5 separate regions of the Homo sapiens genome follow, and regions 1, 2, 3 and 5 are each linked to region 4. A link is a loop called in an ENCODE intact Hi-C map of the cell type or tissue named here. Cell type or tissue: GM12878. All regions are shown on one strand. Region 1 overlaps ADK (adenosine kinase). Region 2 has its middle 87 kb from the start of KAT6B. Region 3 overlaps ADK (adenosine kinase). Region 4 overlaps ADK (adenosine kinase). Region 5 overlaps ADK (adenosine kinase).

The links. Hi-C counts contacts between places; a loop is a spot of excess contacts. Peaks named below come from ENCODE experiments on the same cell type or tissue, not always from the same donor. Only the 100,000 strongest peaks of a DNase experiment are listed, where the experiment ranks them.
Region 1: a loop joins it to region 4, with 2.0 times the contacts of the local background. A loop is called at or near these places in 4 of 110 quality-filtered maps.
Region 2: a loop joins it to region 4, with 6 times the contacts of the local background. A loop is called at or near these places in 5 of 110 quality-filtered maps.
Region 3: a loop joins it to region 4, with 4 times the contacts of the local background. A loop is called at or near these places in 2 of 110 quality-filtered maps.
Region 5: it touches region 4 in a loop (4-fold over the local background); 4 of 110 quality-filtered maps call a loop at or near these places.

Annotation. Positions count from the first base shown.
Region 1 is chr10:74,417,966-74,422,965 of GRCh38, reverse strand. The region is part of intron 6 of ADK (adenosine kinase); the gene reads right to left. Among named protein-coding and RNA genes, the nearest start is that of ADK-AS1, 110 kb to the left of the region's middle. RefSeq lists an enhancer at 3,724-4,959. In GM12878, a CTCF peak has its summit at 2,918 (motif pointing left); a DNase peak (open chromatin) is centred at 2,755.
Region 2 is chr10:74,736,628-74,741,627 of GRCh38, reverse strand. No RefSeq gene overlaps it. Among named protein-coding and RNA genes, the nearest start is that of KAT6B, 87 kb to the left of the region's middle. RefSeq lists an enhancer at 2,218-2,307. In GM12878, CTCF peaks have their summits at 2,562 and 3,328 (motif pointing right); DNase peaks (open chromatin) are centred at 2,407 and 3,377; H3K4me3 peaks cover 297 bases; H3K27ac peaks cover 1,966 bases.
Region 3 is chr10:74,675,624-74,680,623 of GRCh38, reverse strand. The region is part of intron 10 of ADK (adenosine kinase); the gene reads right to left. Among named protein-coding and RNA genes, the nearest start is that of KAT6B, 150 kb to the left of the region's middle. In GM12878, no CTCF peak of the experiment used is centred here; a DNase peak (open chromatin) is centred at 2,433; H3K4me3 peaks cover 367 bases; H3K27ac peaks cover 2,863 bases.
Region 4 is chr10:74,583,596-74,588,595 of GRCh38, reverse strand. All of the region lies in intron 7 of ADK (adenosine kinase), which reads right to left. Among named protein-coding and RNA genes, the nearest start is that of ADK-AS1, 57 kb to the right of the region's middle. RefSeq lists an enhancer at 2,903-3,072. In GM12878, no CTCF peak of the experiment used is centred here; DNase peaks (open chromatin) are centred at 2,385 and 3,075; H3K4me3 peaks cover 1,387 bases; H3K27ac peaks cover 2,985 bases.
Region 5 is chr10:74,264,064-74,269,063 of GRCh38, reverse strand. All of the region lies in intron 3 of ADK (adenosine kinase), which reads right to left. Among named protein-coding and RNA genes, the nearest start is that of ADK, 120 kb to the right of the region's middle. In GM12878, a CTCF peak has its summit at 2,861 (motif pointing left); a DNase peak (open chromatin) is centred at 2,863.

The sequences.
Region 1 (5,000 bases), 170 kb after region 4:
GCTCTTCCTTCAGCTGGCTGTCATCAGGCTGCAGCCCCCTCCCCACTCCTAACTCCCAGCTGGGAAACCATAGAATTGCCACAGCATTATTGTGACAGCCATGAACCCATTGCTCACAACTCCTCCACCCTCAGTCACCCTGACCTCTGGCACTAAACCCTGTTCTGACTAAATCACAATGATGAGTACTGGGGAGCAGGTAGGTAAAGGGGGAGTGGGAAGGGATGGAACTGACTTTTTCTCTATTTTATATTGTATGTTTTCTTCAACATGTAACCTATCAGTATCTTGTCAATATAGTCAGCCCATTGATCAACCTCAAATAAATTTATTTTATATTTGGGAACTTAGATATACAGAAAAATTGCAAGTTTAATATACAGACTTCCTATGTACCCCTCATCCAATTTGTTCTAATGTCACTATCTTAGCATCTTACATTACTGTGGTACATTTGGCCAAACCAAGAAACCAATGTTGGTGGATTATTGACTAAAGTCAAGACTTTATTTAGATTTCACCAGTTTTTACACTAATATCCTATTTCTATTCTGGACCTGATCCAGGAAACTATGTAACATTTAGTTGTCATGACTCTGTAGTCTCTTCTTGTCAGTGAGATGTTCATAGTCTTTCTTCATTGTTCACAACCTTGACAGTTTTCAGGAATGCTCAACTTATGTGGTAGAATGTCCATCAGTTGGGATTTGTCTGATGTTTTCCTAATGATTAGATTGAGGCTACAGGTTTAGGGAAAGAATATCAGAGAGATGAAGTTTCCACCTCTTCACATCAGCATGACTTCCCATTTGTGATGTTAACCTTGATCACTTAGTTAACATAGTTGTTTACCAGCTTTCTCCAATGGAAATAGTCAAGTCAGTATTTCGCTGTCTTCCAAACTCAATTTTTGGATATGACTCACTCAATCCAGCTCATACTCTCAAGGAGAAGGGAAGTAGGATCCCCCTTCTGGAGGGGGCAATATGTTATTTGGAATTCTTCTGTCAGGGAGATTTATCTCTTCTCCTCCATTTACTTATTTATACAATTTATACATAACACTGTGAACTCATGTATATTTACTCAATAATTTATCCTTAATCCAATGCTACATGTTTTATTTTGTTGCTCTAATTATTCCAGCTACGGCCACTCGGAGTTCTTTCACATTGGCTCATGTGTCCCTTTTGGCATGCTTAATCTTTATTATTTTTAAGAAATCTCTTGCCTTCTGGCACTACAAGATATTCCATGCTTATGTTGTATTTTCCCATCACCAGCCCCAGAATCAGTCATATTTAAAAGGAGTCCTGGATCCTTTTATTGGAGAATAGGATTTACAAACCAGGATGTGAGCGTTAGATGTGTTTGTGGCTACTGGGATATCACTGCTTCTAGGCCTTCTCAGTAAACACAGCTAGGAAACATATGCATGTATACTAATCCACATATACACATGCATCTATAATTATTTCTGCATCTATCCATCTGCATATATTAAGCTAAACATGAGTAAATACTTATATCTCCAACTCTAATCCAGTACCACAGGTTTCATTCTGGCTCTCCCCTCTTGTTTATTTATCTGTAACATCCCTTCCTGACAGTGAGAAACCTAGCTTCCACCATTCATCATCCATTTACTTATTTGTTCAACCCCAGGATACATGTAAAGAGGTTCAGAACTGTTCACCCATACCGTTATGAGAAACAAATTTACCAACTAGAATAGAGTGTTTCTATAGTGTTCCTTAGTCTTTAGCTTTACATTGTCCAATCAAAACACCATTTTCCAAAGTTACTTAGGTCAGCTCCTTTTCCCCCACCCATTCAGTGAAGTTATGCCATACATTTGTAATACAATTAGATTCATTTGTTACAGCTTGCATTCTATCCTGAAATCCCTAACATTTAAAAAACCTGCATACATTAAAATTAACCCTTTGTGATGTACAGTTCTTTGGGCTTTAACAAATGCATAGTATCATGTATCCACCACCACAGTACCATACAGAACAGTACATCGCCCTAAAAATTGCCTTTTGTATCCCCTTTTTAGTCAACCACTTTTCTTTCCCGTCGTTTGTAATTTCAATACCTGAAATAACTGAAAAATTAAGATGCAAAAATTAAAAATCATGAGTCTTCACAGAATAAAACCTAAAACTGTCAGAAGAGTTACTGTTTAACAGTTAAACTGTAGGGAGAGTTACTACTTAAAAGTTATTGAGTTCTAGACAGGAGAACAAACATCTAAATTCTTTAATTAACTTTTTCGTGGTATTATTCCACAACATGCAAGATTATGAGATCAACTTTTAAGTTGTTCATGGTAAACAGAGTTGGATTCCAATCCTAAGCAACTATTTTCTGCATTTATAAAATATTTTCCAGGGATAGAACCTACAAGCTTTGGTCATAAAAATATTTTGAATTTTTAATTGTTTAAAATAAAGCCAAAACTATTTATTAAAAACAAAACCACAGTGTAGTAACAAAAAATAGAAAACTACCTTACAGTCTATTCATTTTGCTACATTAATTATGTGATTATTAGATCTTAATAGATGTGCTATGATAGCTGCCCAGTTTCATAGATCTAAAGCACTCACTTTCAAGGATAGCTCTTCAAGTAGACTAACAGATAAGAGAAAAACAATAAAAATGTCCAGGTTGCTTATTTGTACTTCCTCTTTCCCCTTCCTGACCCCAACCACCAGAGTACGAAAGTTTCCATTTTATTTACAATTAATAGTGTGCTAAGTCTACAGGTATCACATATTACAGGTTGTGAGAATCATGTCCCAAAAGGCGGTATTATCTGGAGGAAGTAGTTAACTATGTAGGGCTAAGCAATATAATCTACCTACTGGCAGTATCATCATCAGTTAAGAACTTTAAGATTTTAGCTTCCTCCCCCTGGTGGCAGTGTCTGGGGTGATAACTTTTTAAAAATATTCAGATAGCATCTTAAGGTTTATAGCTGCTCTAGTCAATTATAAGTAAGTAATTTGGGGATAGAAGTAGATTTAAATGAAACAGAAGCAGATTTAAAAACTCTTCTAATGGAAGCACTTGCCTCCTATAGTTCTTTTTTTCTAAAATGCAATTACAACCATTACATCATTGTAAATTACATGCTGGGGTTATCTCAGTAGGTATCTGCCAAATGTAAAACTTACAGAAGGTCTTCAATGTAATAACGATGTTTTATCATTTTAATTACAAACTCTTTAAAAAACTCCCTAAAATGTACCAATTGGGGTGGTCTAAATTAACAGTATCTTGGTAGCCCAAGGGTAGCAAAAATAGATTGAACTACAAAATTTCATCATACTTATAGCAGCTGTCTTCCTGCCTCTAGGAAGCTAAGTATTTAACAAAGCAGACAGCTTGGCATTGGCATCTGATTAGCAGTGTGTGCATTGTCAGATAGAATGTGCTTGGCTCTTTTGTTCCAGGGTTTGATTAGAAATCTGGAGAGCAGAGGCATCATGTAACTTTATTTTTAAAGCTTCTGAAAGGTAAATAAACTGTGATGGTTCCTCTGGTATTGTACCTGAAAGACCGATTGATGCTTTTCTAGTAATATGCTTTATCACACCCTAAAAAATTTAAATAAGGGATTTTTGGGGGGGGGAAATACTTCAAAGACTGAAATAGGCCAATCTTAAAATCACTTTAAATATTGTACATACCAAAAATATTTTTGCAATAGAGTGCTTTGCATATTGAGTCTTGCACTAAAATACTGTTGTTGGGGAGGAAGAATGGTCATTTTAGAGTGTAAATACAAGACTCTATTCCTAAATATATGAATAGTCCAAATGAAGATTCAGAAATTTTTTCTAAAACCACGTGAAAAGCTTACTGGAAAAATAACACTGTCTTATAAGAATTATATTATTTTGATGGAGGTGCCAAACATTAAACTATAAAAGGGTGACTCTCATTACCTTTTCCTCACAAATTTCTTTGAAAATTTATTACAAATGATTGTGCTTACTGGCAGAGTTCACAATCAGTAGAGTCCATGCAAACAATCTACTTCAATGAGAAGTACATTCTTTTACTCTATCAAATCCATCGGAGGTAATCAGACTGGATGTTTTATTCAACAGGGCTGAAGAAAATTGTTCTACAATAGGTTAATTCAAAATGGCAGCATAGAAAATGCATCTGTCAGTGGGGATCAAATTACAGGGCAAGCTCCTCTCAATGCTTAGAAAAACAAGTCTGCAGTTCTACAGATTATGTGCCTGTGTGTGTTTAAAGGGGTGGGAAAGGAGCTAAATATCTGAGCTAACCTCCAATTAAAGTCAATCATAAAAACAGCCAATTTAATGAGTGCGGATTTCTTTGGGTAATTATAACACCAACCACTTTTTTCTCTTTTAAATCTGTAATTCTGCCTTCTTGTTATTGCTTGCTTTGTCATTAATCGCCTCAGGACCTTGATTTCCTAGCAACAGACTGCCACCAAACATTTGGCTCCTGTTCAACATTTTCTTTGTGAAAAATGGCACTGCTGTTGCCGCCTGGGCTGCTGCAGCTAGACTGGCTGTGTAAGTGCTCTAATAATGTATTCCACTGGAAAAAAAAATCACATGATACAGGGTGCAATGACTGAGCTCAGTTAATTACTGAGCTGGGAAGTTTATCGACAATCTAAAAGCTGTGTTGGGGGAAAGGGGACTAAGGATTGAAAAGGTGTTCCTTCCATTATCAATAACTTGCAGGTAACAATATACAAAGAAACATTTTATTTTGGGGAGTACAAGTTTCTGTTTATTTAGGAAAGAGTACAAAAGGCCAATGTTCCCAAAATGTTGCTTGATGAAATTTTCCTCTACAAACAGCCCCAAACACACAAAAGATTCACAGAATAGTTTGCTAAAATTTTAAAAAGCAAAATAACCTATGTATCTTTTAGCTGTTTCTTTCCTACTTAAGGCAAAAATTATTTGTATATATAAATATGCTATGAGATAACAGAA
Region 2 (5,000 bases), 150 kb before region 4:
GATTTTAATGGACACTGCATTTCATTTATTAATTAGTTTGAAAAGAACTGACATCTTTTATTATTGCCTTTTCTCACACAGGTATGTGACATGTTGCGCATTTATTTATCTTCTGTTATGTACCTTGGCAAACTTTTGCTCTATTCTTCATTCAGATCTTATATACATTTTTAAAAGTTTATTCTTGGGTGAAATATGTGTGTGTGCATATACACACATATACATGCGTGTGCATGCATGTATATGTGCATGTACATATGTATATACACACATATGCACACATGTATGTGCATATGCATATATACACATACATACACGTATGCATGCACACATGTGTATATACACATATGTATGCATATACACATGTATATGTATTTATGTATATATGCATACATATATACACATATACACATATATACATGTATACATAGATGTATATGTATGGAATATGTATGATGTGTGTATACATACATAACACACAAACACGTGTATATTTGCTATAATTTGTACTTGCATCAGATCTTTTTCTTCTTATTTTATTTTCGAACTGCTTATTAATAGTAATATTCAGTCACTCAACAAATACTTATATGCTACTGTGTGCCAGGCACTGTGCCAGACACAAGGACCATACTAGTGTACAAAACAGACACGGTCTATATATACTATTGATCATTTCTAAAATATTGATCATCCTTGCATTTCTGGAACAGGTTCTGCTTGGGTATGAAATATTATTTTAGTATATTGTACTAATGAATTAAATTTGCTAGTATTCCATTTAGGATGTGTGTTTATAAATTCCATATAAATAGCCTAAGTGAGACTAAGCTGTCTGGCTTGAGGTGTGTGTGTGTGTGTGTGTGTGTGTGTTTGCGCACGTGTGCATGTATCTGGTTTTGGTGGAAGGGTTATGTTAGCTTGTGAAGTAAACTGGAAACTTTCCGTTATTTCTCTATTTTATGTAGCATTGGAATTGTTTCATTCTTACTCCTTAACAATCACATTAAATTATAATGTTCAAACTAGAAGACTCGAACTGAGAAAAGGCCCCAGTTGTCCTACATCTCAAACCTTTGAAAGAATTTATGGAAATGGGATAGAATGGAGGTTTACACAACAAGACACCAGATGACAAGACATGACTTTCTTGTTTTGGTCCTGTCCCCTCAAAGGGGACCAGCGGCCTTGTATGTTCACTTCTTGAAAGGACTGACTTTTTTCCCAGGGAGGAAAAGTGTGCCCTCATCTTCCAGCTGTTTGATACTCCTGGCGAGTGCAGGACTGGACTGATGCTGCGAGGCAGGGGATAACGGATTGGCTTTGTACAAGGTAGGTAGAAAACTCCAGTGACAGCAAGCTGAGGGCAAAACACAGCACCATTACTGTTCCCGTCTCACAGAACCTGCAGATAGCCGACACAAATAAGAGCTCCATATCTCCCACTTGTCTTCAGCCTTTGTGTCTTTCTGAATTTCTATAACTATAGCTGAATCTGTCAGGCCAGTTCCATGTCCACGGCAGAGTGCAACATCAGGGCCAACATGTGAGCCCCAAAGTCCTGATTCTGTGATCTAATATAATACCTCCCATCATGTTTTTATTTATATCCCTAAATGTGTCTTCCAATTTTTTTTTTTTCAAGACCAGTTCTCACTCTGTCGCCCAGGCTGGAGTGCAGTGGTGCAATCTTGGCTCACTGCGACCTCTGCCTCTGGGGTTCAACCAATCCTCCTGCCTCAGCCCCCAGAGTAGCTGAGGTTACAGGTGTACACCACCACGCCTGGCTAATTTTTGTATTTTTTGCAGAGACGGGGTTTAGCCATGTTGGCCAGGCTGGTCTTGAACCTCTGGGCTCAAGTGATCTGTCTCCCTCAGCCTTCCAAAGTGCTGGAATTACAGATGTGAGCCACCGTGCCCAGCCCCAACTTTAAAATTTAAGAATCATTCCTCTTACTTATCTGAGAACCTTTTAAGTACATGGGGTCTCTACTTGCAAGCAGCTCATATATTAGTTTTCTATTGCTGTGTAACAGATTGCCACAAACTTAGTAGCTTAAAACAGCACCCATTTATTATCTCACAGTTCTACACGCACAAACGATTTTTATAAATAGAGACAGGTTGCCCAGGCTGGTTTCAAACTCCTGACCTCAAGTTACTCCCCCGCTTTGTCCTCCCAAAATGTGGGGGTTACAGACGTGAGCCACCGCGCCTGGCCTCTCACAGTTCTGTAGTCAGAAGTCTGGTGGGTGGGCTTGGCAAGGTACTGTCCTTAGGGTCTCTAAATGCTGAAATCAAGGTGGCAGCAGGGCTTTGTTACTTCCTGGAGGCTCTGGGAAGGAAACTGCTAACAAGCTTATTCAGGCTGTTGGTCAAATTCAGCTCCTTGTGGTGCTAGGGCTGAGGTCCCGTTTCCTTTCTGTTGGCCTTGAGCCTCTTGAGGTTTCCTGTGCGCCTGGTCACGTTGCCCCTTCACCTTCAAAGCCAGCAAAGGCTCACTAACTCCTTCTCAAGCGTTGAATCTCTCTGACTTCTGCCTTATCTCTCCTGCCTCCTGCAGGAGAAAGTTCTCTGCTTTTAAAGGCTCACATGATTAGACTGGGCTCACTGGATCACCCAGAATAATCTCTGTATTTTAAGAACTGTCACCTTAATTACATCTGCAATGGCCCTTTTGCATGTTACATAATGTACTTACAGGTTGCAGGGATTGGGACATGGATCTTTGTGGGACCATTATGCCTGTCAGAGCTTTTATCTCTTTGTTTTCCATATAGAATATTTTAGGATAATTTTTTTCCCTTTATGTTTTTATTTTATTTTTGAGACAGGATTTCCCTCTGTCACCCATCTGGAGTGCAGTGGTGCAATCACGGCTCACTGCAACCTCTTCCTTATCACGGCTCACTGCAACCTCTTCCTTCCAAGCTCAAGAGACCCTCCCACCTCAGCCTCCCAAGGAGCTAGGACTAATACAGGCACATGCCACCACGCCTGGCTAATTTTTGTATTTTTTGTAGAGATGGGGTCTCCCTATGTTGCCCAGGCTAGTCTTGAATTCCTGGGCTCAAGCAATCCTCCAGCCAAAGTGTTGGGATTACTGGCATGAGCCAACTTGCCTGGCCAATTTTTTCCATTTAAGAGGAAATAGAAGACAGCTCCATCCTTTTGGAAAAAATGAACTGCCAGACACCATCAGGCCCCAAATTCACACAGCCATCATGCATTCAGCCTCTAACCATAAGTCCTTGATTCTGGCCTCAAACTCAGTAAAATTCATTTGTGCATTTAAGACTTGAGGCAGCCAAATTTTGACACACCATTAGGTGGCACTTGATTAGAAAGCTTGCTTCTGTCTGAACTTTCTCAAGGCAGCAATCCGACAAGAGGGCAAGGAAACTCTGAGGTCAAGGGCAGAGTAGGGCTGAGGTTCTTAGTGATTATGGGGAAGTCCTCACAGGCAAAAACTGTCCAAGACTTGAAAGTAATTTGTACATTCAAGTTGACTTTAGAGAACTTAAATATTACTTAGCAACTGTAAATAGACTATTTAAAAGCTTTTACACATGATATTTTAAGAAAGCATGGCATCAGCTGGGCATGGTGGCTCACACCTGTAATCCCAGAACTTTGGGAGGCTGAGGCGGATCGATTGCCCGAGGTCAGGAGATCGAGACCAGCTTGGCCAACATGGTGAACCCCGTCTCTACTAAACATACAAAAAATTAGCTGGGCATGGTGGCAGGTGCGTGTAATCCCAGCTACTAGGGAGGCTGAGGCAGGACAATTGCTTGAACCCGGAAGGCAGAGGTTGCAGTTAGCTGAGATCTCTAGCCTGGGCAACAAGAGCGAAACTCCGTCTCAAAAAAAAAAAAAAAAAAAAAAGCATGGCATCAAAAAAATCACTGTGTGTGTGTGTGTGTGTGTGTGTGTGTGTGTGTGTGTGTGTGTGTATTTTTTTTTTTTTTTTTTTGAGACAGAGTCTTGATCTGTTGCCCAGTCTGGAGGGTACTGGTGCAATCACAGCTCACTGCAGCCTCAACCTCCTGGGCTCAGGTGATCCTCCCACTTCAGCCTCCTGAGTAGCTGGGACTACAGGCGCATGCCACCACATCTGGCTAATTTTTGTATTTTTTGTAGAGACAGTGTTTCACCATGTTGCCTGGGCTGGTCTTGAACTCCTGGGCTCAAGCAATTCACCTGTCTCGGCCTCCCACAGTGCTGTGATTACAGGTGTGAGCCACCATGCCTGGCCACCACATTTGTCCTATGTTTAAAATGAGCAAATATTCAGGCCGGACATGGTGGCTCATGCCTGTAATCCCAGCACTTTGGGAGGCTGAAGCGGGTGGATCATCTGAGGTCAGAAGTTCGAGACCAGCCTGACCAACATGGAGAAACCCCATCTCTACTAAAAATGCAAAAGTAGCCTGGTGTGGTGGCACATGCCTGTAATCCCAGCTACTCAGGAGACTGAGGCAGGAGAATTGCTTGAACCCAGGAGACGGAGGTTGCAGTGAGCCGAGATTGCACCATTTCACTCTAGCCTGGGTGACAGAGTGAGACTCCGTCTCAAAAAAAAAAAAGGCTATTATGGAGATTCATGCACGAGTTTATTTCTGAGTATGCACATATGTTTTTATTTCTTCTGAGCCGATATGGAAAGGTGGAATTTCTGGGTTAGATGGCAACTCCACATTTAGCTTTCTGAGGAACCGCTCAACTGTTTGCCAAAGTGGCTGCACCATTTTACATGATCAACACATACGTAATTTTAAAAATGGCTTCATTAACATGTGATTGACATACAATAAAATGCACATATATTAAGTGTATGATTTGGTAAGTTTTGGCTTATGAATACACTCATAAAACCATCACCACAATCACTTCAAAGTCATCTATCACTCCAAAAATTTTCCTTGTACCCCTCTGAAATTCATTCTTCCCATATCTCATGATACAATTGTGAGACCTGAATTTGAGTATTTGTTGTT
Region 3 (5,000 bases), 92 kb before region 4:
GCTAGGCTCTGCATCAGTGCTACACACATGTGATTTTATTTATTTAAAGATTACACTAATTACAAAGCCAATAAGGGCACATTGTAAAAAAAAAAAAATTCAGACATACAGAGTAGAAAGTGATTATTTCATTCAGCCACCTCCCAGTACATCCACTGTTAGCTGTTTGGAGTGTTTCTTCCTGGAACTTTTATATGCTTTTATAAGTATACCTACAACATACACACATAAGACCATTTTTAACAAAATACAAATCACATCATATTATACTTATTGCTCTGTACTCATCATTTTTTTTTTTTTTTTCTTGAGATGGAGTCTTGCTCTGTCGCCCAGGCTGGAGTGCAGTGGTGCGATCTCGGCTCACTGCAAGCTCTGCCTCCCAGGTTCACGCCATTCTCCTGCCTCAGCCTCCCGAGTAGCTGGGACTACAGGCGTCTGCCACCACACTCAGCTAATTTTTTTGTATTTTTAGTAGAGACGGGGTTTCACCTTGTTAGCCAGGATGGTCTCGATCTCCTGACCTCGTGATCTGCCCGTCTTGGCCTCCCAAAGTGCTGGGATTACAGGCGTGAGCCACCGTGCCCGGCCTGTACTCATCTGTTTACAGTAAGTATAGAACTTACAGTTCTATACTTGTCTTCTTTACTTTTTATTTTGTTTTTTGGGATGGAGTCTTGCTGTGTCGCCCAGGCTAGAGTGTGGTGGTGCCATCCCAGCTCACTGCAACCTCCGCCTCCTGGGTTCAAGCGATTCTCCAGCCTCAGCCTGAGTAGCTGGGATTATAGGCACCCACCACCACACCTTGCTAATTTTTGTATTTTAGTAGAGATAGGGTTTCATCATGTTGGTCAGGCTGGTCTCGAACTCCTGACCTCAAGTGATCCACCTGTCTCAGCCTCCCAAAGTGCTGGGATTACAGGTGTGAGCCCCTGCGCCTGGCCTATACTCATCTTCTTTATATGAAGAAGTGGGCCAGATATTAGAAAAGCCCAACATGAATGGCATTCACGTCATCAGTAATTTTTTACTGGCATTAAAAAAAAAAGGCCAAATAATTTTGTAGAATTTATGAAAAAATATGGTTGATCAGTGAATCCCAGACTTTGGGATTTCACAGAACATTGAAACTTGCCCAAAAGATTTTAGGGATAAACACAGAGCTGGCAAACTTTAATTCTGCTAGATAAGAACATTTTTAAAAAATCCACTATTACCAACATTATTCATAAAGAAAGAAAACTGAACTCCCTCAAAGTAGGAAGGGCAAGATTTAAAACTGAATACATTTAGTTTTATGGAAATTTACTTTCTTGCCCCTGCCTTTTTACATTTTGATACTGACTGATGAAAACTCTTATGTCATAGACTGGTACCAGTCGACAGACCAGTGTTTATAAAACCACTTTGGCTATTTCTCCTCCTTTAGAGAGGAAGCTAAGATGTTGTAGTAATAAAAGGGAGTATAGCAAAATGGCTAGGGCTAAGAACTTTGAGGCCAAATTTTGAGTTTGAATCTTAGCTTTCAATATGACCTTGGGCAAATTACTTAATCTCTCAACACTCTAAGGCCAGAGGAACTGTCCAGGTAAGCACAGGCCCAGCTGTCAACCCACAGATTTGTGGAGCTAAATAAATGAGTTGTTATTTTAGGTAACTAGGTTTTGAAAGTGGTTAGTTATGCAGTAAAAGCTAACTGATACATGTTGGATGTATCAGACAGGTAAAATTGACCAGATTCATTTAATAGCAGCTGAGAGAATTTTAGGATTCAAATTACTTCCAATTGGCTCACCAATATTCTAGGTCAGGGAACTAACACACATATATTTTGTTATGTCACAATTCTGTTTAAGAAAATGAACTTCAGAAATTTTACTTACTACATTTCCTGTGGACCTCTGCAACTAAATAAAAATTTCCATATCAACATCATTTTCTTAGAATAAATATTTCTCAATAATCATCAAATATAAGAAACCTAAGTTTCACATCTGAGCTTTGGAGTCTGATAGCCTACATGGTTCAGACTGTCTGTGTCTTATCCACATTCCCAGAAGATAAACTCCTTTCAATTCCATTATCTATTTACAATTGCTTCTAGATGAAGGCCATTCAGGATATTAGGTCTTTGAGGGAACATTTGCGTTGATGAGAAATTACAGGCTTCACTCTAAAATCATCCTGTATTTCACATGAACAAAGTGATTTCTCTCTCTCTTTTTTTAAATCATGGCTGGAGAGGATAATCTTTACATTTTTTTAACTAACGAAGGCTCAAATAATCATAGACAGTGTTTATGAAATTTGGTGCTGGTCTAGCTTCAGCTTGACTAAGACTCTGGATGTATAACACTAGTGTGGCATGTAATAAAGCATCCTATCACTGTGCAAGGGTATAGCTCTCTCTTGCTTTCTGTTGCATGAACCTGAACTACTATCTGTGGTGAATGTTTCATATCCTTTTTTTTTTTTTTTTTGTAGAGACAGGGTCTCCCCCTGTTGCCCAGACTGTAGTGCAGTGGCGTGACCTCAGCTCACTGCAGCCTCAACCTTTTGGGCTCAAGCTATCCTCCCACCTCAGCTTCTTGAGTAGTTGGGACTACAGGCACATGCCACCCTGCCTGGCTATTTTTTTTTTTTTTTTTTTTTTTTTTTGTAGAGACTGGGGTCTCACTGTGCTGTGCAGGCTGGTCTTGAAATCCCGGCCTCATGTGATCCTCCTGCCTCTGCCTCCCAAAGTGTTGGGATTACAGGTGTGAGCCACCATGCCTGGTCTGTTTCATATTCCTAATGACCAAGCCAATTTCACTGTTCATTTGATGGTTTTAAGAAAAATTTCTGTTCAAGAAATAAAACAGAGAAGATGTCCCATTAGAGCAGAAAGACAAGAAAAAGAGTTGTTGACATTGGGTTGTTTAGCAGTGGGCAGCTGTCATCTTGGTCACCATCAAGTAAATCCTCAGCAGATGTGGGTCATATGAAGGTTTTGGTTTTTGAGTGAAGAAGTCTGAGAAACAATATATTCAACACTTACCAAGTTGTCTTCTAGTCTTCTGAGATGGAGAGCAAAGGAAGGGGGTAGTGTAGAAAAAACAAATCCCAAGAATTCTGCACCACTTCTATGCATAGCACAATGAAGCAGCAATTAAGAAGAATGGGGAAGGAAGCTATAAATGTTTGGGACCAAAGAAACAAGGTGAGGATAGAAAATATGAAGATAATTAGAGAGTCTTCATGGTTCTCAGAAGTATAGATAGGTGCCACATGAAGAGGAAGTGGCATCCTTGTTCTGAAAAAACTCTTTAAAAATTTTTTGTAAACCAATGTTCTTTTCTAAACATGAATTAGAGAATGAAATTGTTTTTTGTTTGTTTTTGAGACAGGGTCTTGCTCTGTCACCCAGCCTGGAGTGCAGGGGTGCAATCACAGCTCACTGCAGCTTCGACCTCCCAGGCTCCAGCAATCCTCCCACCTCAGCCTCCGGAGTAGCTGGAACCACAGGCTTATGCCACCATGCCCAGCTAATTTTTTTATTTTTGGTAGAAATGGGGTTTTGCCACGTTGTCCAGGCTGGTCTTGAACTGCCGAGCTCAAGCTGTCCACCTGCCTTGGCCTCCCAAAGTGCTGGGATTACAGGTGTGAGCCACTGCTCCCAGCCTAGAGAATGTAATTAGTGTTCCTTTTTATTAGATGGGAAATAGGAGAATTATTTGCATTGTGATTGCTGAGTGGTTTTCAGAGTCATTTGCATATTATAGGTAATATTTTTAAGGGTAATACATTTTCTCTGCTGAAGCTGTTGTGAGGATTTTTAAAATAAAGAGTATTCTGGCTGGGGGTGGTGGCTCATGTCTGTAATCCCAAATGAATTGTCATTTTAATCAATTGTAATCCAGCACTTTGGGAGTCCTAGGCAGGAGGACTGCTTGAGGCCAAGAGTTTAAGACCAGACTGGGTAACAGAGTGAGACTCTGTCTCTACAAAAACATTTTTTAAAAACCCTGTAGTCCCAGCTACTCGGGAGACTGAGGTGGGAGGATGGCTTGAGCCCAGGAGTTTGAGGCTGCAGTGAGCTATGATTGTGCTGTTGCACTCCAGCCTAGGTGACAGAGTGAGACCCCATCTCCCCCTCCAAAAAAAGTATTATGAGTCAGCACAGTTACTTTATTATCATTCCAAATAAAATATTCTGGCCAGGTGCAGTGGCTCATACCTGTAAATCCAGCACTTTGGGAGGCTGAGGCAGGTGGATCACCTGAGGTCAGGAGTTCGAGACCAGCCTGGCCAACATGGCAAAACTCCATCTCTACTAAAAATACAAAAATTAGCCAGGCGTGATGGCGGATGCCTGTAATTCTAGCTATTTGGGAGGCTGAGGCAGGAGAATCACTTGAACCTGAAAGGCAGAGGTTGTAGTGAGCCGAGATTCTGTCACTGCACTCCAGCCTGGGCGACAGAGCAAGACTCCATCTCAAAACAAAAACGAAAACAAAACAAAAAAAACCAACAAAGTAAAATCTTCTAATCTATACGTGGCTTTTAACCATACTTAATGAAGGTGTTTTTTTTTTTTTTTAATTCTAAGAATGTTGGTTCTTGGGTGAAGTCTCTAGTCTTTTATCTGAGAGTTGTATATAAGTGCCTACACATAATCTGTCAAAGGTGTACTCACTTTCAGTCTAAAGATGATTTGTAGGTCCTGTCCATATTCCCACAGCTGCCATAAAACATATGACTAAATCATATTAGATTAACACAGGCTGGTATTGACAGCCCAGTGGGAACATATTGATTAGGTCCTCTTTCATGTTATTTGTTATGATTTTTCTTCTCAGTTTCATTTACTGGGAAGACACAGGGGAAGAGATTTCACTGGGAACAATGACAGTGCCTGTCACAAAATGTTCTCAATGTTTCCATTTGTTACTATGGCAGTGACAAAGAGGGTTCCAAATGAAAAGGTAGACCTGCTGTGACAAAGCACAGCAGGACAACAG
Region 4 (5,000 bases):
CACCTATAAAGTATTCTAACCTAAATACTTTAATATGAATTAATCAAAACTTTAGTCCAGTAACTTGCAGTCTATAAGAAATACAGAGGATAGGGGAACAAGTTAAAGTATACACAGAGAAAGCAACTGAAAACATTCATAGGGTAGGACATTCTGTAGGACAACTAGCTTAATGTTTTTAACAAGTCAATGTAATGTAAAGTAGAAAAGGGAAAATGACCAAGAACAATGTATAAACCTTAATTGGTTTATACAAACCAGCTATAAAAGACATTTTTGGGACAAGGGGAGAAATTTGAATCTGAAATGAAAATTAGGTAATATTAGGAATTATCAGTTTGATTTTAAAAGTCCTTAATTCTTAAGATGAATCCTGAGGTATTTAGAAATGAAATGTCATGATATATGTAATTTATTTTAGAATACTGCAGAAAAAAATTAAAATGAAGCAAAAGTGGCAAAATGTTAACAAGTGTTAAATCTAGATGTATGTGCTATGTAGGGGTCCAATGTCTCCTTTTTTGTTTGAAATTTTTTATAATAAACAGTCCAAAAATCCTCTTTAATATAAGATGACAGGGTAAAAACAGTTGAGCATTAAAAATATGTATGGTTAAAAAATTTTAATATGCAAAGTTCTTCTAGATTTTAAATATCTTAAGGACACAATCTAATGATTATTATATACCCTAAGGCTCTTATAACAGGTTACTAAATGACAAAAATACATATGTGTAATCAAATCCTTTCCCTTTCTTCACTCTTTGTGCTTATACTTTAATTTTAGGACAGATAGAAAAGGGAGGCAATATTACTTTTCAACTCTACTTCCCTCTTGAAAATGAAAAAAAAAAAAAACTGCAGACAACTGTCAAGAGTCTCTACATCTTAACTCACATTCTTCCAAAATTATCTTTGCCAAGAGATATTAATAGAAGGATGGGATTTGAGCCTGAGTAGTGAGCAGATCCAACTCAACTAAAACGACTGTAGCATCAAGCCATGTAAGGCAGAAAGTACAGTCAGTGTCTTCAGCAGAAATTTGGGAAAACATTGGGAAAAAAATACATGTATGCACCTATGGTCCAATGTACTAATAACATATAGGTTAGAGAACCATTTTGAGGATTTAGAAAGGTCAAAATGTATGATTACAGCTAAACACTGAAGTCAACAGGAAGTGTTAAGTTGAAAGTACAACTCCTTACGCTATTTACTAGAGAAACATAAGCCTGACCAAGTTACCCTTAGTTCATGTAGACAAAAATAAGCAAATAAATATTGATCTTGACAACTGGTCAATTTGTGCAAGCAAGGTTAGAACTTTGTACATCACATAGTCAGTAACATTTGCTGGCGGTGATATCAAGGAATAGGAAAAGGTTCAAAAGCTATTGATGTAGTGCTTCCCAAGCTGTCACTCTGAACCAAGCAAATTCTTATATGAAAAAGACAACAAAAAAGCTATACTAGAACCACTTATTTATATGGAACTTCATCAGAGACATGAGAGAACCCCAGGGGACTGTAAGACAAAGTTCAAAGGAAGAATGTGTAGGACTAAAATTGCACTAAGCCATAAATGCTCAAAATTCACATACAGTAAAATTTTTTTAATGTCCAGTTTTGCTCAAATATAAGAAATTAACTGTAAAAAATTTATGTGTGTGTATATGTATATATATGTGTATATAAATATGTGTGTGTGTATATATATACATATATATTTTTTTTTTTTTTTGAGACAGAGCTTTGCTCTTGTAGCCCTGGCTGGAGTGCAGTGGTGCGATCTCAGCTCATTGCAACCTCCGCCTCCTGGGTTAAAGGTATTCTCCTGCCTCAGCCTCCCGAGTAGCTGGAACTACAGGTGTGTGCCACCATGCCCAGCTAATTTTGTATTTTTAGCAGAGATGGGGGTTTCACCATATTGATCAGGCTGGTCTCGAACTCCTGACCTCAGGTGATCCACCTGCCTTGGCCTTCCAAAGTTCTGGGATTACAGGTATGAGTTACTATGCCCAGCCCAAAAAAATTATTTTTAAAAATTAACTGTGATCTGTTATGGTATGGAGCTGACTAACTGCAAGAAGACACATATATAAATGTCAAATCATTATCTTTTAAGGAAACCAGGCCCTAGGACACTTCCATGTCTGTAAACTATTTCAAGCATCAACATATTTCTGACTGAGGAAAGATGTACTTAAAAAAAGTCAACTCAATTTTTTGTCTTAGTGCCCCCTCACACAGGTTTGCTGAGCTGTGCCCTATCACTAGAAAAGCTAAGCTTGTTGTTCTGTGGCTTAAAATGATCTTATCTTCTGACTTCCTCCCACCTTCCTCTGATCTTGGACTGGTGCCCCAAGTCACTCCATTAGAGAAGGCAGCTGGCTCATATCACTGCAGACTTTCCCACAGCTAACCTCTGATCTGAAGGTGTTTGTAGGTACAATGATGGAACAACATTTATTTTTCCCTGTCAGCAAAACAAACAAAACAACACGGGGGAACAGTTTGACCCAGTAAGAATTGTAAGCAGAATTTTAGTTGTCAGATTCATGACATGCAGAGGCAGAAAGAAAAGACATTAGGTCAGAAAGTAAGGAAGAAAGAATAGGCATAGTTGGTGGGCAGAAGAGCAAGACAGGTTCCAAATATCAGAGATAATTCCAAGTGAACTGATCGCACTAAATTGAAAAGGACTTTTTAGTGTGCCTTTGCAGTAAAAGTGAGAAAAGAAAACAAGCAAGTCCCCATCTGTGCTGCCCCAGGGCGCCTCGTACTGAGTTTCACAAATCTAATGAAGCAGTCAGGTTAAAATCCAACCACAGAGTGGATGTGACATGTGGAGAACAGCTCGGGTTAGAATAGAAAAGCAGGGCGGTTCCTAATGCAGGTGATTATCCGTGTGATAATCATTATATTTACAGGCTTTCCATTTTAGATCTGACATCAAAAATCACAAAGGAGGAGGGATTAAGGAAATAAACAACCGACACAGAGGCTTTCCTGCTCCCCTGAGAGTACAGCACTTTCATTCATGCATGACAAGCAACAAAAGCAAAACTAAACAGGCCAGGAAAGAGTATTTCTGAGAAGGCTGGATTTCACATTAACGCTTTTTTTCCATTTTGATAACTTTCACTATTACTCAGTTTCTCAGTCAGGTCACATTTTCAGAATCAGTTCTCATTGTTGTCTATGCTATAATACAGTATCATTTTTGGTTTACAATGAATGATACTCACATAATATGTCCTTTACAAAAACAGACCCATTTTTTCCTTCCTGGAATTGAGTGTTGTGAATAAAATGACATATAATTAAAGTCTTAGACTCTCATCTATACCACACCACTTAGGTTTTGCAGTAGGCTTGCTGCTTCAGCAACCAGGGTAAAACAACAACCAAATATAGTTTTTGAATGGAGGTTAGGGAAAAACTATGTTAATCAGATTAATGAAAACTATGGAATACTTACATTAAGAGCTATTTAAAGGGATCAGCAAGCCACTATTAAAAAGCACAATCCTCAGATTATGCAGGAAAGGAAAGAAACTCAAGTGCATGTTTGCGTATATGAAAGACAACTATGGAGGAGAAAACTTTCTCTATATTTCATCTGATAACACAAGTTCTTACTTATAAAGTAGAATTATCTATAATCAATATTAAACTAAAACCATAACTTGCCCATACTCACTGCAATTCCAATTATTTGTTACTAGTTATATAGAAACACAATGATTTCTGTATACTGACAAGCCAAGGGGGAATGGAGCCACCAGACCAGGTCTGTTTTCTTACTTTGCTTCTTCATCTCTCCATGCAACAAACATTTACCTCCTAAGTGTAGTTTTAGGCTGCTAGCATCTGTGTACATGTGTGTCATTGCTACAGCTGTTACAGGCCTTATAATGATATTAGACTTTGACTCAATAATACTATAACTCCTAAACGGAGTGGTATAGGTTAGAGATTAAGACAGGGGGGTGTCTGTCTTTCTCTACATATATGTATAAAAATCTCTGTATAATAAAAATTCATATAATTGTATATAAATTTAGAGGTATAATATTCTCCTTGAATGGCTTTAAGTGCAACATAGTACTGGTAGGAAGCAATTATAGCCAATGGAAAGAGTACAGGGTCTAGAATCAAAAGGCCTACACTAAGGTCCCAGTTTTACAAATTATTTGCTATGTAATCTTGAGCCAGTCACTCAGTACATCAATTTCTTCATCAATAACATTGGGGTTAACCATACCTATTTCGTTGCATTGTTGCTAGGAATAAATGAAATACTTTATGTGAAACTGAAATCATTTTGCCTATTGAATTCAAGTTCTTGTTAAGATCTCAGGATAAACAAATGAGTGTCAGAGCACCTAGAGTACTTTAATGATCTGTCCCATCTGTGGATTATATGTGTAGGAGGCAGTCTTCAAAATGGTTTTCAATGATCCTTGAACCTGGTATTCAAATCCTTGTACATTCTCCTCCCCTTGAATGTGCTCTAGACCTAGTGACTTGCTTTAACAAATATATGACAAAAGTGATGGTATGTTTTGTTCATCTTCTTGATCACAAGCCTTCTCTCTCTGAGCCCTCGCTCTAGGAGAAATAAGTTGCAATGTTGTGAGGACTATGGAGTGGTGCATGATCAATAACCAGTGAGGATCTGAGGGCTGTGACCGGACATGAGTGGGCTTGGAAGAAGATCCTCCCCTAGCTGAGCAGCAAGATGACTACAAACCTGGTTGACACCTTTATTAAAAGTCTTATGAGAGCCAGAGGCACCAAGCTAAGTAAGCAGTGCCTGGATTCCCTATCCCACATTTTATACATGAGGTTAACAAGAAAAACTCAGGTAATTTCACATTCAAATTATGTTAATAAAAACTTCAAAGTGGCCAGGTGCAGTGGCTCATGCCTGTAATCCCAACATTTTGGGAGGCTGAGGTGGGAGGATTGCTTGTGTCCAGGAATTTGAGACATGC
Region 5 (5,000 bases), 320 kb after region 4:
AATATTGTGTACAACAATGAAGCACTTTAATTAAAAAACAAGTTTAAGCCATACTTAATCATTCATCTTTCTCCCTTGCTGCCAACTTCCTTTTATTCTTCAAACACATGAAGCAGTTGATATTATTTCCCCAAACAATAAAACCATTTATCATAATTTCACTACACTTACTGCTACTCCTTAAAGATAATTTATATTTCCCCACATAGATTAATTGTAAAAATCTTACAGAAGCTAAATCTGCACATTAAGTACTAGGATAAAAATACTGGCAAGTCATGAATTGGACAATATCTACCAACTGTCATTTTCAGCACTGAAAGCGGTAATCAATAAATCAAACTGATAATCTGAAAATTGATCATTCTACAACATCTGTGATACTTACAGATTATAGGCTAATTTAAAACATATAGCAAAGACTGATAAAATCCAAACATGTCTGGGTAATAACCATGCTTACAAGTGGACTAACATTTCTGTAATATCTAATATATGCCAGGCACTAGGCTAGGTATTTCACACACATTATCTTATTTTATCATCACCATAACTATATCAATAGTTGTATCAACAATTTTGCCAGTGAGGAAATGGACTCTGAGAAGTCACACAACTAATAAGTAGCACAAATGAGATTAAAGTAAAAACAAATTCTAGTGAAATAAAATCAATAGTGTAAGAACAGCTTAGCCAAAAAAAAAAAAAAGTTTTTCATGTGTTGGGGGGTGTTGCTGTTTCTTAAAGATATGGTGACTTGCTCTGTTGCTTAGGCTGGAGTGCAGTGGCGCAATCGAGCTGCAGCCTCGAACTCCTGGGCTCAAGCAATCCTCCTGCCTCAGTCTCCTGGGTAGCTAGAACTACAGGTTCATGCCACTATCTCTGGCTAACTTTTAAATATTTTGTAGAAATGGGATCTCATTATGCTGCCCAGAGCGGTCTCAAACTCCTGGCTTCAAGTGAACCTCCCACCACAGCCTCCCAAAGTGCTGGGATTACAGGTGTGAGCCACCATACCTGGCAAAGAAAAACAGCTTTAAGATGACTTCCTTAAAGAAATAAGTGCAATTTTACAACCATTCTTTATTTCCCTAATAAGATCCAAATTTTCTTTGGGGAATCATCCCTTCAACACTCTTAATCCATAAATTTCCAGCAGTGTTAACTCTATCTCCAGTTGCAGAGTAGATATGGAACCCAAACAAGCCAAAGAGGCCTAATATGACATAATCCTACACCTGTTTTTAGAGCCACTAAAACAGACAGACAGACACACACACACACACACACACACACACACACACACACAAATAAGGATATAAGCCAATAGCTGATGGCAGTACCCTACCTCTAGAAGATGAGGTGAAGAGGGTCCAAATAAAATTATTTGAACCTCTGCATCAAGCTTCACCTAAAATCAGCCATACCAACATCTTTTTAGATATGTGATCCAATAATTTCCATTTACTTAAGCCAGTATGAGTTAGGGTTTCTGTCACCTGCACGATACACATATCAACAAAAATTTAATGGTGTAACTCATCTCCAGAAATCAAATAATGCACTTAATTATTCCCAATCTGGAATCTTAAAAAAAAATGTAACAGGAATCAAGGAATCATCTTCAATACAGTCATTCCTCAGTATCTTTGAGGGATCCAGGACCCAACTTGGATACCAAAATGCACACATACTAAAGTACCACAGTTGGCCCTGTTGAACCCATAGATCCAAAAAGTTGGCCCTTCTCTCCATATACACAACTTTCACATTCCTTGAATACTGTATTTTCCATCCATTTTTGCTTGTAGATGCCAAACCAACCCATATAGAGGGCCAACTGTATTTACTGGAAAAAAACTAATATAAGTAGGTGCATGCAGTTCAAACCTGTGCTGTTTGAGGGTCAACTGTATTTGCATATAACCTGCATACATCCTCCCCAAACTTTAAATCATCTCTAGATTACTAACAATATCTAATACAATGGAAATGTATGTAAACTTTTGTCATATTGTTTAGGGAATATTGACAAGGAAAAATGTGTACATGCTCTGTACACAGGCAATTTCTTTTTCCCTAATATTTTCTTTCCACGGTTTAATCCACCAATGTGGAACCCATGGATATGTATTTCAAAAAAATTCAGTGGAATTGTACATTGACCTAGGAAAAGGCCACTAAAGCTTATTAAAACACCAAGTTCCTTCTGATTATATAATTTCAATATGAAAATTTCAATTATCTTTTTTAATATGAATTTTAAATGAAAATACCTTTTTATATACAACCTTTAAAATTAGAAAGAAATGAACTATTACTTTTAAAACACAGTTTATTTGGTGGACAAACTTCTTTACAATGCAAATTCCAGAAAATTTTTCAAAATGATCACTGGAGAAGAAAATATCAAGAACTATAATATACTATGGGTTATACTCAATAAGACAATTCGCTCATTTACTATACAAGCAGTGCCTTTTTTTTTCTTCTTTTTTTCTTTTTTTTGAAGCAGAGTCCTGCTCTGTCACCCAGGCTGGAGTGCAGTGGCGCGATCTCCGATCACAGCAACCTCTCCTTCCCCGGTTCAAGCAATTCTCTGCCTCAGCCTCCTGAGTAGCTGGGATTACAGGTGCCCGCCACCACGCCAGGCTAATTTTTGTATTTTTAGTAGAGACGGGGTTTCATCATGTTGGCCGGGCTGGTCTTGAATTGCTGACCTCGTGATCCACCCACCTCGGCCTCCCAAGGTGCTGAGATTACAGGCGTGAGCCACTGTGCCCGGCCGCCTTTCGATCTTTCTATTCTGAGGTTACTGAGCCTCCAGAGACTTCAAATAAGCAGTCTAAGACTAATGGCACCACCTAGCGTCCTGTACTGGTCACTATCTGACTCACTGTCTTCTACTTCCTTTTGCTGCTGGACATAGGCTAGTCTTCTTCTATTGCTGTTTTTCTTTAGTAATCCTTCCAAAAGTCATTTATGTCTCATTTATATATACATACACATCAACACATCATCCTTAAGTCTCCTTCTCTCATCCCTCTCTCTGCAATTGTCCCATTACTTTAGGAACAACTATTTAGTATGCCCTTGATCTTTCCCAGGTACTTGGTCCTTAACCTATATTATCATCACAAGCACTTTATAAACCTAATAGAACCTCTACTCACATGCCCTAGATCCCCTAAATCTCAGATAATTGAACAGGTACTGCAAATCTAAAACCAATTTGCCTGATTACTACCCATATGACCCATATACTTTTTTAAAAAAATATTTTCATACAATGGCCAAACTACAAATCCAATTTATAAAAATTGGTGGTAAATGAATCAGTTATATCTCAAAAGAAAACAAATGGCATTAAAAGTGAAAATTAGATTTTAAGTGAGGCTCAATTCACCACTTGAAAGTGTATAGAAGTTCTGACTTTGATAAAGTGATTGTTTTTCACTCTTTTGTAATTAAGTTGCGCTTTTCTCAAATATCATCACAGAAAAAAATGTTATTGTTCACATCTGCTGGTTATAATATCATTTTCTAGGCCAGGCACGGTGGCTCACGCCTGTAATCTCAGCCAGCACTTTTGGAGGCCAAGGCAGGTGGATCACGAGGTCAGGAGATTGAGACCATCTTGGCCAACATGGTGAAACCCCGTCTCTACTAAAATAAAAACAATTAGCTGGGCGTGGTGGTGCGCACCTGTAGTCCTAGCTACTCAGGAGGCTGAAGCAGGGGAATCGCTTGAACCCAGGAAGCAGAGGTTGCAGTGAGCTGAGATTGTACCACTGCACTCCAGCCTGGTGACAGAGCAAGACTCCGTCTCAAAAAAAAAAAAAAATTGTAGTATTTTATATTATAAATTCCAATATTATAGCTTATCATCAGCTAAATCAATTTTGGGAAGAGGGCTTGGACCTAAATTATCACTGTTATTTTCATTTTAAGAAAATTTGGCCAGGTGTGGTTGCTCACAACTGTAATCCCAGCACTTTGGAAAGCCAAGGCAGGAGAATCATTTGATGTTCAAGACCAGTCTACCCAACAAAGCAAGACCCTGTCTCTACAAAAAATAAAGAAAAAAATAGGTACTTTGACAAAAAGGAAAATTCAACTGAAACATTGGTATAGGGACAAATAGACCAATGGAACAGAATTAGAACCCAGAAATTGACCCCCATGCAAACAAAAAACTATTAAGGCAATGAAGTTTTCAGAAAATTATACAAAGATAATTGGTTATCCATATGCAAAAAAACTCAAGTCTCCAACTCTACCTCACACCATACACAAAAATTACATACTACCAGATGAAAGATCTACCTCTGCAAAGCACATATGGGAAACTCTGACCTTAGAGTAGGAAGTAATTTCTTAAATAAGGCATAAGAAGATAAAGCATTTTTAAAAATTGATAATGTGATTACATTTCATTTTAAAACTTGTGTGAGGCAAAAGACACCACAAAATGAAAGACAAGTCACATACTAGGCACAGATATATGGCAAATATAATCAAAGAATTTGTATCCATAAAATACAAAAAAAACTCATGCAAATCAGTAATTTAAAATATCTCAAAAGAAAAAATGAGTAAAGGACATTAAGAGGCAATCACAAGATGAGAACTGTAAAAGGTAAACACATGTATAAGAAAAAAGGCTCAGCCTCACTATATATTTTCAAAATTCAATTAAAACCACAATGAGATACAGTTCACACCTACAAAACAGAAATTAGAATTTCTGTTTATACCAATTCTTAGCAAGACAATTGAGAAAGGGAATGCTCAGATACCACTGGAAAGAACAACTCAGCAACATCTACTGAAGTGCAACATGTGCAAGCCCAGTGACACAACAATTCCACACACAGGTATAAACCCCAAGGAGCACTAGCCTATAAAACTTTTTATGATAATGGAATGATTCCATATCCACAATATCCAATACATTACTCACTAGTTACATGTGGCTATTAAACACTTTAAATGTTGCT